3 separate regions of the Homo sapiens genome follow, and all the other regions are linked to region 2. A link is an interaction called in ENCODE POLR2A ChIA-PET data of the cell type or tissue named here. Cell type or tissue: Panc1. All regions are shown on one strand.

Region 1 (4,000 bases), 320 kb after region 2:
GCTAGAGTGCAGTGGTACGATCTCGGCTCACTGCCAGCTCCGTCTCCCAGGTTCACACCATCCTCCTGCCTTAGCCTCCCGAGTAGCTGGGACTACAGGCGCCCGCCACCATGCCTGGCTAATTTTTTGTATTTTTAGTAGAGACGGGGTTTCACTGTTAGCCAGGATGGTCTTGATCTCCTGACCTCATGATCTGCCCGCCTCGGCCTCCCAAAGTACTGGGATTACAGGCGTGAGCCACCGCGCCCGGCCTCCTCTAGGATTCTTGAGGTCTTCTTGACACTAGACCTACATCATGGTCCCCAGTTCTTGCTCAGTGGTGTCTATACCTTTGAGTTAAGGTAAAACCCTGGTAAAACCAGAGGCCATCTCTCAGAAGGCCTCTGGGCTACTGGGCTTCTGGTTTATCAAGCAAATTGGTTTATCTTCTTATATACTAAAGAGAAGGACTACTTTTCCTAAGTCTCTGGAAGGATGAGGTTTTTAAATGCACCTTTCCCCAGGGCAAGGGGTGCTTTTTAACTTTAATTTTTACAAAACAGCCAAACTACTCTTTCAAGAACAACAAGAATAACAAAATCTTCCCCAAGGAGACCTCTTTCCAGATGGTAAAAGGCTGGCATAATTATTTTAAAATTCTCCCTCCCTGGGCATCCTGTTAACACAAATGTAAACCTGGATTTCTGCCTCAGGCTTGTCCCTCCTGATGTGTTCACAGTGTTAATGAATGACATCATTCTCTACCTGGGTGACCAAGGCAGAAACCTGGGAGTCAGGTTTGGCTCTTCTTTTAGACTTGTCTGCCACATCCAAGCAATTAGCAAGTCTTGTCATTTCTACCTCCTCAATATCAACCGGTTATGTCCACTGCCTTCCAACCTCATTCCCACTAAGTTCCCTAATGTCTCCTCTGAATTTTATGGCGAATCCTTCTGATTTGGTGTTCACATTATGGTCTGGATATTTACTAAACTGTAAATGTGATCGTATGACTTGTCTACATACAGCTTACCAGTGACTTCTCATTGTTTTTAGGCCGAAATCCAGAAGCAGTCCAGCATCTTCCTCACTTCTCCAGGGTTATTTCCCACTGTTTCCTTTTTCATAATCTTTGTTCCACCCATACCAGAGTCCTCACGCTCACACGGGGCTCCAGGCTCTCTCTGACTTACGGAGCGAGCACTCACTCATTCAGATCCTGTGCTCTGGAAACATCCCCTCCCTCTCTCACTCCCCTCTTGCCATGTTGTGTGTGCTCCTGTTTAAACTCAGATTGCTCACGTCCCAGCCTGGTTTCCATGCCCTGCTGTGAATTCTATACGGCAGGGGTCCCCAGCCCCAGGCCACACAGCAGGAGGTGAGCAGCAGGTGAACAAGCGAAGCTGAGTTCCGCCTTCTGTCAGGTCAGCTGCACATTCGATTCTCATAGGAGCATGAACCCTATTGTGAACTGCGCATGTGAGGGATCTAGGCTGTGCACACTCCTTATAAGAATCTAACACCTGATGATCTGAGGTGGAACAGTTTCATCCCGAAACCATAACCCCTCCCCTGCCCTGTCTATGGGAAAATTGTCTTCCATGAAACTGGTCTCTGGTGCCAGAAAGGTTGGGGATTGCGGCCGTACGTCCTCCACCATGTCACATTCTGCAACGCTGTCTTTAAATAGCATTGCCTACCAATGGAAGTTAGGAAGTCAATGCTGAGCCTCATGATGCCACCAGCCATATCTGCACAACCACCATCATGTTTCCAGAGGTTAGAACAGCATCTTGTGTAGGGTGGACACCTAATACCTATTTATTTAAATAGTAAACACATTAATAAACCTTACAAGGCAGCAAAGGCTTGGGGAGAGGATTTTCAACGGCAATTAGGAAGTGTGATTTTTTTTCATCTTTTCTTACTCTTTGAATGATTTTTATGTATGACTCTGCATTACTTTTTCACGGGAGACGAATGATCATGCCCTAACGGGACAGAGTCTGGTCCTTAGTCAGGGGCTCCTGGCAGAACTGGCCTTCTGGAGGAAGCACTTATCAGCTCCTTTTAATTAACTGTCATATTTTCTACCTGTGACCCTAACTACTTTAAGAAAAAATGTGAATGCCACACAGGCACCTCAGAATATGAAAAAAATGCATTTGAAGGCCCTTGAGTGAGATGACTGATCAGGCTAACTCTGAATTTCCAGTCCACTTGAAGTGAAATAATGGTCCCAGAGATAAAATTATACAACAAGGAATAATGTTACAAGCTGATAACACCAACTTTCTGACCCAAGGATGGTTTCTTTTCCCTCTGAAAATCATATTTCCACCAATAACATTCAGAAAGCTGCTTATCTGGGCTGGAGTTCATGTGACGAGGTTAGGCATGAGGTATGCTACAGTGGCTATTTGTACTGATTTTCTCCTCTTAAAGCATGCACTTAGAAAGTTCCTGTAAAGCAAAATAGACCTTTTTTTCTTATAGATTATTTTTCTAAAAAAATGGCAAATCATAAACTACTGACCTTAAGAGAAATTCAATAAATCATTAAAATGCCACCACTTGCAAACCCAGCTCTGACTAATTCCTTAGGCCTGGCATGATCAGATACACTAAGACTTCAGTCACCCTTACCAACCACCTAAATACTGCACACCATGGCAGCCTGCTGAATGCGAGCCCCTGGATCAGGGTGATAGGGTTTTCTTTTGGCTGCAAATGTATTGTGTATGTATTTATTTTCTGGAGTGGAGGAAGAGGAACACAAAAAATGGTTTCTCTGCAGCCCATGTGGTGAAACGTGTCCATTTGCAGAGAGGTGCTTCTTGTGAGACATGGCCAGTTGGGGCCTCATACACAGAGACAGGTGGATGTTTTCCCCTGTGGTCTTAATTATTCTTACCTGAGAGAAATAATAGAAGATTGACAGAACTAAAAGTATCATTCATAGGCTAGTCTCGTTTTGAAAGACTAAATGTGAGGATAAATACTTTTTCCTTTTTTGGAGGTGTGATTTTAAAGTTTCTGTTACTTGAATTAGAAAACTAATCCCCTCTTATTTGAACAATTCAGATGATACAGATACATGTAAGAAAAATAAAAGTTTTCTCCAGTTGCCTCTTCTCCCACCTACATTCCTCTGTTACTTTCCTTATTTCTTTGTGATTATATAAACATATAGGCACATGCATGGGAACTTTGTTTCTATTCTATGTAAAAACAATAAACATATTGTCTCATAACTTGCTTTTTTGTTTATTTATTTATTTATTTATTTATTTATTTTTGAGATAGAGTCTTGCTCTGTCGCCCAGGCTCAAGGCTCAAGTGTAGTGGCGTGATCTCGGCTCACTGCAAGCTCCACCTCCCAGGTTCAAGCAATTCTCCTGCCTCAGCCTCCCGAGTAGGTGGGATTACAGGCACTTGCCACCACCCCCAGCTAATTTTTGTATTTTAGTAGAGATGGGATTTCGCCATGTTGGCTAGGCTGGTCTCGAACTCCTGACCGCAGGCGATCCACCCACCTTGGCCTCCCAAAGTACTGGGATTACAGGTGTGAGCCACTGTGCCTGGCCTTGTTTTTAGTTTTTTTTTTTAGCTCAATGTGTCAAGGATATCTCCAGTCATCCCGTCTTTTGAACTCTATGGGGCTTCTGTTCTGTGCCATGAACATGACACCTGTGTCCTCTGTTACGTTCTTGTGATTGCTCCTGTTTCATATATTCCTGTCTTCTCTTCTGACTAGGTTTAAAGAAAAAGACAGTATTATTTGCCCCTTTCCCCCAGTGCTCAGACTCACTAACTGACCCTTTTGAGTTGTTTCTAATCAACTCTTTGGGCTGAATTTCAGTTTAAGTGGAGTCCTTTTTGTAAGCACCTGCTTTGAAGCCATGTATTTTGTGTTCCTTGGCCACTACCCAATTACCACACCAAATGTGCGCAGTTAACTATCTATGCAACCGAAGTGAAGCAGTTGTGCAATTACCCAGATAATTCAGGGAAAGAAGGG
Region 2 (4,000 bases):
CAGGTCACAGTGAGGACTTTGGTGTTTTTCCAAGAGCGGTGGAAATCCAATGAAAGATTTTAAGTGGGAGGGGCCAGGCGCAGTGGCTCACGCCTGTAATCCCAGCACTTTGGGAGGCCCAGGCGGGCAGATCACGAGGTCAGGAGTTGGAGACCAGCTGGCCAACATAGCGAAACCCCGTCTCTACTTAAAATACATAGCGAAACCCCGTCTCTACTTAAAATACAAAAATTAGCCATGCGCGGTGGCTTACGCCTGTAATCCTAGCACTTTGTGAGGCCGAGGCGGGCAGATCACGAGGTCAGGATATCGAGACCATCCTGGCTAACACGGTGAAACCCCGTCTCTACTAAAAATACAAAAAAATTAGCCGGGCGTGGTGATGGGCGCCTATAGTCCCAGCTACTTGGGAGGCTGAGGCAGGAGAATGGCGTGAACCCGGGAGGCGGAGCTTGCAGTGAGCGGAGATCGTGCCACTGCACTCCAGCCTGGGCAACAGAGCGAGACTCTGTCTCAAAAAAAAAAAAAATTAGCTTGGTGTGGTGGCGCGTGCCTGTAGTCCCAGCTACTCGGGAGGCTGAGGCAAAAGAATCGCTTGAACCCGGGAGGCGGAGATTGTGGTGAGCCAAGATCGCGCCACTGAACTCCAGCCTGGGCAACAGAGCGAGATTCTGTCTCAAAAAAAAAAAAAAAAAGGCCAGGCACAGTGGCTCACACCTATAATCCCAGCACTTTGGGAGGCCAAGGCGAGCTGATCACCTGAGGTCGGAAGTTCAAGACCAGCCTGGCCAACATGGCAAAATCCCGTCTCCACCAAAAATACAAAAATCAGCTGGGCGTGGTGGCGGGAGCCTGTAATCTCAGCTACTCGGGAGGCTGAGGCAGGAGAATTGCTTGAACCCAGGAGGCGAAGGTTGTGGTGAGCCAAGATGGCACCATTGCACTCCAGCCTGGGCAGCAAGAGCGAAACTCCGTCCCTGCCCGCCCCACACGCCCCCCCCCCACCCCCCCCACAAAAAAGAAGAAGAATTTAAGCGACGTGATCCTTTGCATTTTAGAAAGATCTTTCTGGCATTCAGATTTCAGGGGTACATAGTGGAAACAGGTAGATGAGTTAAGAGGCCAGTGCAATGGTCCGTACATACTTACATTTATGCAACTGGCCACTGAAAGTATGTGTGAAGTTGTCCTTACCAATCCCCCTTGAAACTCAAGATACAATAAGAAATTTTCCATACTGACTTGTATTTTGCTTGTTTCAGCATGGATGGCCCATCTTTCCTTGGAAAAGACACCTTTAGGACTCCAAGTGTAAGAAGGCATTTTGCGGGTATATCTTCTTTTCCCATTATAATTTAAGATTGATAACATGGAAGCAGCAGGTCTTATAGAGGGCATCCAGATAACTGGATAATAAAAAATTGAAAGGTTATATAAATAGATCATTGACTATAATAAATATTTATAGTACCCATGAGTGAAAGGAAAAAGCATATAAAGAACCATCAGTGAAATGAGAGATGATTCTAGAGTTCTTTCTTTGGGGATAAGGGTACTATTTTTTGGGAGGGAGGCTGGGCTCTGGCCATATAATCTGGAATATTTTCTTTTTGAAACTCATGTAATAGTTCAAGAATATTATTCTAGGATGGGTATGAGGTGGCCCTTCGGTCAGAGATACTTGTTCCTGCCTTATTGATTATCCATCCTTAAGGCATTGACCTTAGTAAGTTTTTGTTTGTTTGTTTGTTTGTTTGTTTTGGCAGAGTCTTGCTCTGTCACCCAGGCTGGAGTGCAGTGGCACGATCTCGGCTCACTGCAACCTCCTGGGTTCAAGCGATTCTCCTGCCTCAGCCTCCCGAGTAGCTGAGATTACAGGCGCGTGCCACCACACCTGGCTGATTTTTGTATTTTTAGTAGAAACGGGGTTTTGCCATGTTGGTCAGGCTGATCTCAAAGTCCTGAGCTTGGGTAATCTACCCGCCCCGGCCTCCCGAAGTGCTGGGATTACAGGCATGAGCCACCGTGCCCGGCCTACTTTAGTAAGGTTTATAATGGTTAACTAGCCAGCAGGAAGGAAAATTGGAGAAGTAAAGATCAAACCTGCTTCCTTTAATAGCACAACCCACAGGTTGTCCGTGTTGCTTCTGCTCACACCTCATTAGCCAGTATTTAGTCACATAACCAAGAGAGACTGGAAAATCTAGTCTGTTACTGGAGAAGTGGAAAACGGATGCTGAGGCTGGGCTGGGCACAGTGGCTCACGTCCATAATCCCAGCACTTTGGGAGGACAAGGCAGGAAGATCCCTTGAGCCCAGGAGTTCAAGCCCGTCCTGGGCAACATAGGGAGACCTCACCTCTATTTAAAAAATTTGAAATTTGCTGAACATGGTGGCTCATGCCGGTAGTCCTAGCTGCTCAGGAGGCTGATGCTGGAGGATTGTTTCAGCCCAGGAGCTTGAGGCCACATGGAGCTATGATTGTGCTATTGCACTCCAGCCTAGGTGACAGAGTGAGCACTTGTCAAACACACACACACACACACACACACACACACGAAAAAATAGAAAAAGAAATTAGATATTGGGAACAGACAGACAGCATTCTCACCCACAGAGCTGAGGTTAAATGAGGCTACATTTATAGAGCTTACTGCCTATTAAGAAAAAAGACATTAAACAAATAATATAAATCATAGCTGTATAATACAATTACTTTAATTATAAGTAAAAGCACAGGTGCTATTAGGGTCACTAACAAAGGAGTCAAACCTAATCTGATGGAGCGATGGGAATGGGAGTGGGGGTCCGTGGAATACTTTTCTGTGAAAATAACGTCAAGACTAAGACCTGAAGGAAGATGAAGAATGAGCTAGAAGAGAATCTTTTGCAGAGGGAATCAGAATGGACTATGGTACATTCTAGGGACTCAGAGACCATAACCCTGAGAGAAAGGGTGGAGGAGGAAGGGCTCACGTGTAACTAGAAGTAGCTGGTGGGAAAAAAGATTGACTGGAGCTGAGTGTGGAAAATAAATTCCTTGAGGAGTTAATGATGCAATTTGCCTGACAAAAAGATCATCCAGCTGCAAAGTGGAGAAAGTATGCACTGAGACAAGACCAGAAGCAGAGAGATCAGGTGGCAGTAAACCAAGTGGAGATGGAAAGATTTTCTATGTCTGAAAATATCTTTATTCTGCCATCATAAGTAAATGCTGCTTAGACTTGATTCAAAATTTTAGACTTCAGTCAGGTACAGTGGAGAATGCCTGTAGTCGCAGCTACTCGGTAGGCTGAGTAAGGGGATCGCTTGAGCCCAGAAGTTTGAGGCCAGTCTGGGCAAAGCAGCAAGACGATCTCTAAAAATAAAAAAGAAAAGAAAAAAAATTAGACTTCAAATCGTGTTTTTTTGGTCTCAAAATACTGAAGACATTGCTTATCTTCTGATAATCAATGTTGTCAATGTAAAATCTGATTCCAGTCAAATCCTTGTTCCTTTGTAGACTGTGTCTAGAATTTTCTGGTTTTCCTGAGGATCTTGAAATTTCACCAGCATTTCTGTTGGCTAAAAAAATTTTTTTTCCAGCGGGCGCTGTGGCTCACGCCTGTAATCCCAGCACTTTGGGAAGCCGAGGCAGGCCGATCACCTGGGGTCAGGAGTTGGAGACCAGCCTGGCCGACACGGTGAAACCCCGTCTCTATTAAAAATACAAAAATTAGCTGAGTGGGGTGGTGCGCTCCTGTAATTCCAGCTGCTTGGGAGGCTGAGGCAGGAGAATCATTTGAACCCAGGTGGTGGAGATTGCAGTGAGCCAAGATCGCGCCGCTGCACTCCAGCCTGGGCGACAGAAAAAGACTCCATCTCATAAAAAAAAAAATTTGTTATTTCATTTGTTCTGCTTTATCTGCAGCCAGTGGTACTTGGAGTGTGAAGCTCACTGACTTTCTTCAATTCTGGGAAATTGTACTTTTCTTCTAAAAAATTCCCTATTATTTATTTC
Region 3 (4,000 bases), 310 kb after region 2:
CTCTGCCTCTGTGTCCCTTTGGGCTTCCGCCTGGCTCCATTCTGCCTCCCTTCATTCCTGGCACAACTCTATTGTTTTCTAGTCCAGAACTTGATGTGGTCCTTGCAAATCAGAGAGCCAGATGGACAGGGAAGGAGGTAATATTGAGCCATCTCATTTGTCCTCACAGCATCCGTTTGAGGTAGAGAAGGACAGGAATTAAAAATGACATTATAGATAGACACACTGAAGCTCTGAGAAATCAAGTGCCAAGATGGTGGTGACTGGAGATGAAAACCTAAGGCTTCTAACAGCCAGCCTGAGACTCTCAGACTACATGAAGCTGCTAGCATACAACAGGAAAACAGTAAAGCTCGGTTAATAGTTTTCTTAAAATAATCAGTAGACCACATCCTAGCTAAACATAATGGGAAAATAGACAATATTTCTCTCTCTTTGTTGCATTTTTCAAGCTAGATTTTCTTTTTTACATCCCCTGCCTGGTCAAAAGCATCTGGAAAAGCAGCCAAGCCAGTGCCCACTGTTTCCCTTTTGTTCTCACAAAATAGAATTGCAAACTGAGATTATGCATACAACCTCCTGAGAGTGCAACTGTCCATCCCTGAAGCTGTCTCTCAGCACTGAGCCAGCCCAGTCGGCACCACTGGGCACCAGGCTCTGCCAGGGAAGGGTTTCAATACAAACATCAGGCAATGTGGGCTGCCAACCCAGGCTTCATCACTAAGTGCTGTCCACGTGTTCTGTAGAGACTTCTATGGAGGGGGCTATTTTCTTCTAGAAATATTGCTGGTAAAAAAGAGTCAATACCAGGACTTTAGTATCCTTGTGTAGCTCATGTCTATTTCAATGCTCTTGGATTTCTTCCTCCCAATTGTTATTGTCTCTCCTAGAAGCTTCCTACATTGAACCTTGATGACAGAAAATTGTAATGGAAAGAAAAATCTCTGGCCTGAGAGCTCTAAGACCTGGGTTCTTTTTAATGTATCTACGAACACATTCTATTGCTAGGCCGTTTATCTGGCAGTATGATCTGTCCTAGGGAAATTTTATTCTTAATTAAAAACATTGGTTTTAACCTCAAGGAACTTCCAATCTAATTTAAAGAGACAAGGCGTATGTAATTGTTCCTTAGTTAAAAAATTAATATTTGCAAAATGACTGTTGGTGGTCTAAGGGTTGCTTTTGTCTACCAAGTTAATTCAATTTCAGTGATTTTTTTAATTTATTGTTTACCCTTACTGAATTGCCTTGTTTTAATCTTTGTGGTACAGCCATTGCCAGCTGTAGACTTTCAGTGCTGAAGGTACTTGGAGTTCAGCTCTTTCTTTTTGCAGACAAGGGCACTCAGATCCAGAGACATCAATGCTCTTGCAAGTGTATAAGACACATCCTCTTCCAAATGTATAAAAAACTCACCTGCATCTAATAAGTCATAGTTACTGACTGAACAAGGATGCAAAATACTGAATTGCTTTCGGGCAGCCATGTCTACAAAAGAGAAAATACATTATTTTGTTCCTATAAATGTAGTATAATGCATCTCCAGTAGATAATTAGAAATTTTAATATATAGTAATAATCTGGAAAAGATAAATTTTAAAGAAATACCAGTTATGTCTGTGCAGACAGCATAACTGTTCACTTTCAATAAACATATGATGAAAGTACATAAAATGCCCCCATTCTTCTGTGAAATTATGTATGCAAATGCATCTTATACACCAAAAAATAATTGCAGTAACCTTTTAAATCTCATATAACCAAAGTGGCCTTTGCAAACACTCCTTGCCCCTTCAGAAATAATCACTTGTAAACAATACTCAGAATTAACAGGATTTCAAAGTTTTTTTCCTCTATTACTAAAAAAAAGCCATTGCAGAGAGGGCAAGGAGCTGGTGGGTGGGGAGTGGGAAGTCTCAGAGTTAAGCGCTACTGCTGCCAGAATTCCACACCCAGTGGCTGGTTAGTGACTCAATGTTGAGGGCAATTGAGACAGAATCTCAGCTGGTGCTAAAAAAAAAAAAAAAGGAGTGCAAATCTGCTCTCAGCAAGTAACAGCCTCCATTTTAACTTGGACCAACTGGGTGGAACTGCCCTTCCTTCCTAACCCACACAGTCCTCTGCTACACTTGACTTTCTTTTTATTCTGAATTTACCAGTGAAAAACACAGATGGGGGCTGGGAAGCACAGTGGGAACTGCCCCAGGCTGCACTCCAGGCCCCAGACCTGAATGGGAACTATGTCATTAGTCCATACATTGCTCTCTGGGTTTTCCTTGGCTTGTAAAGTACTTTTTGACTTATATACATTAAAAACAAAAAACAAAAAAACAGCTTGGTGTTGAATTGGGCAGCAGACCTGTCTGTTTGCTCAGCTTGATCTAAATTGGCTTTTGGTTGAAACTTCAGGTGGCTTTTCAGTTTGTCTATGCGCCTCACCCTCCAGGAAGACAACTTAGCCCCTATTTAGCATTTTTGCTGACAGAGAACCAGCAGGCTTGCTGTTTGAACCTACATTTGAATGTACTATTTGGCCAAAAAAATTAGAAAAAAATCACTCCTTTTAGATTTGTTGGATTTGGTTGCTTTATTTTTGGCCCAAATGCTCCTCTGTCATATTGTTTTACATTTCTCTGTAATTCACTCTTTTGTGGCTCTTTCAGCAGAATTCTCTCTGCATTGTCAGCTTTTATGAACAAATGGGAGACAGTTTGAATTATGAATAGAGTGTTCATCCATCACAATCCAGTGACAGGCAACACCTATAGACTGTCCACAGCACACAGATACTACCTCCATGGAAGACTGATTTTAAAAACAAAATTATCCCTTAATCTCTTAAATCAATCAAACCTTCACACTTAGTAGTTAGTGTGTCAATGATGAACATATGTATCCTCCTAACAAAGTAATAATCATTACAGTGCAGGTGCAATATTATATATTAATATCATCAGTTCAAAACTTTACACAGTGTATTAAGGAGAAAAAAATAGAAAACTAGCTTTCTTTTCTATGTTAATTTCAAACAACATTTTTCTTTAAAATTAATTTTGGGATTCTGTATTTGACTTAATGTAAATTAAAAAAATTTGGGATAACTTAGAGGTTCATAAAAATTGCCCTTTACAAAATTGCTGGGGTAGTTATGGTTGTATACTGATCTAGCTTAGAATTTATGAGGGAAACCAAGTGGAATGAGTGGATGGACAGACACAATTAAAGAATTACTGCTGTTAAAGGAAAATTAGAGCTTGACAATGAAGTGGCCCAAACAGGTTTTATTCAGGAACTATTGTAATAGGAGAAAAGAGATCTCAGTAGAGAACTGGGCTCAATTTTGAATACAGCTTGGACAAGTGGGGATTTATAGCCAAGAAGCAGGGTAGGGGTGAGTGGATGGAAAATACTATTAGGAAACAGCAGCGGTAGGGAGGGTTTTGGTTAAACAGACCTACAAGGATTCTTGCTGAAGGCAGGCTAGGGTGATCAGGGTGGGGGATAAGGAATCTGAAAAGATGCTGAGAATGATCAGAGATCACAGGTGGAGAATTCTCTCTAAACTGACCATGATGGTTAATATTGAGTGTCAACTTGATTGGATCGAAGGATGCAAAGTATTGTTCCTAGGTGTTTCTGTGAGGGTGTTGCCAAAGGAGATTAACATTTGAGTCAGTGGACTGGGGGAGGCGGACCCACCCCCAATCTGGGTGGGCACCATCTAATCAGCTGCCAGTGTGGCTAGAATAAAGTGGAATGAAGAAGAAAGTGGAATGGGCAGACTTGCTGAGTCTTCCAGCCTTCATCTTTCTCCTGTGCTGGATGCTTCCTGCCCTTGAACATCAGACTCCAAGCTCCTCAGCTTTTGCACTGTTGGACCTATACCAGGTTTGGCAGGGGCTGTTGGGCCTTTGGCCACAGGCTGAAGGTTGCACTGTCAGCTTTCCTACTTTTGAGGTTTGGGACTCGGACTGAGCCACTGCTGTCTTCCTTGATCCTC

What was found. Peaks named below come from ENCODE experiments on the same cell type or tissue, not always from the same donor. Only the 100,000 strongest peaks of a DNase experiment are listed, where the experiment ranks them.
Region 1: POLR2A ChIA-PET joins it to region 2 with 7 read pairs; 1 of 35 experiments calls an interaction of 5 or more read pairs at or near these places.
Region 3: POLR2A ChIA-PET joins it to region 2 with 5 read pairs; 1 of 35 experiments calls an interaction of 5 or more read pairs at or near these places.

The regions. Positions count from the first base shown.
Region 1 is chr3:177,565,445-177,569,444 of GRCh38, forward strand. All of the region lies in intron 2 of LINC00578 (long intergenic non-protein coding RNA 578), which reads left to right. Among named protein-coding and RNA genes, the nearest start is that of LINC00578, 130 kb to the left of the region's middle. In Panc1, no CTCF peak of the experiment used is centred here; no DNase peak of the experiment used is centred here; H3K27ac peaks cover 2,076 bases.
Region 2 is chr3:177,247,306-177,251,305 of GRCh38, forward strand. It overlaps LOC107986053 (a long non-coding RNA gene), which reads left to right. Exons shown (of 3, transcript XR_001740576.2): 3 at 1,263-1,328. Among named protein-coding and RNA genes, the nearest start is that of LINC00501, 45 kb to the right of the region's middle. In Panc1, no CTCF peak of the experiment used is centred here; no DNase peak of the experiment used is centred here; H3K27ac peaks cover 1,146 bases.
Region 3 is chr3:177,553,133-177,557,132 of GRCh38, forward strand. The region is part of intron 2 of LINC00578 (long intergenic non-protein coding RNA 578); the gene reads left to right. Among named protein-coding and RNA genes, the nearest start is that of LINC00578, 110 kb to the left of the region's middle. In Panc1, no CTCF peak of the experiment used is centred here; no DNase peak of the experiment used is centred here; H3K27ac peaks cover 1,589 bases.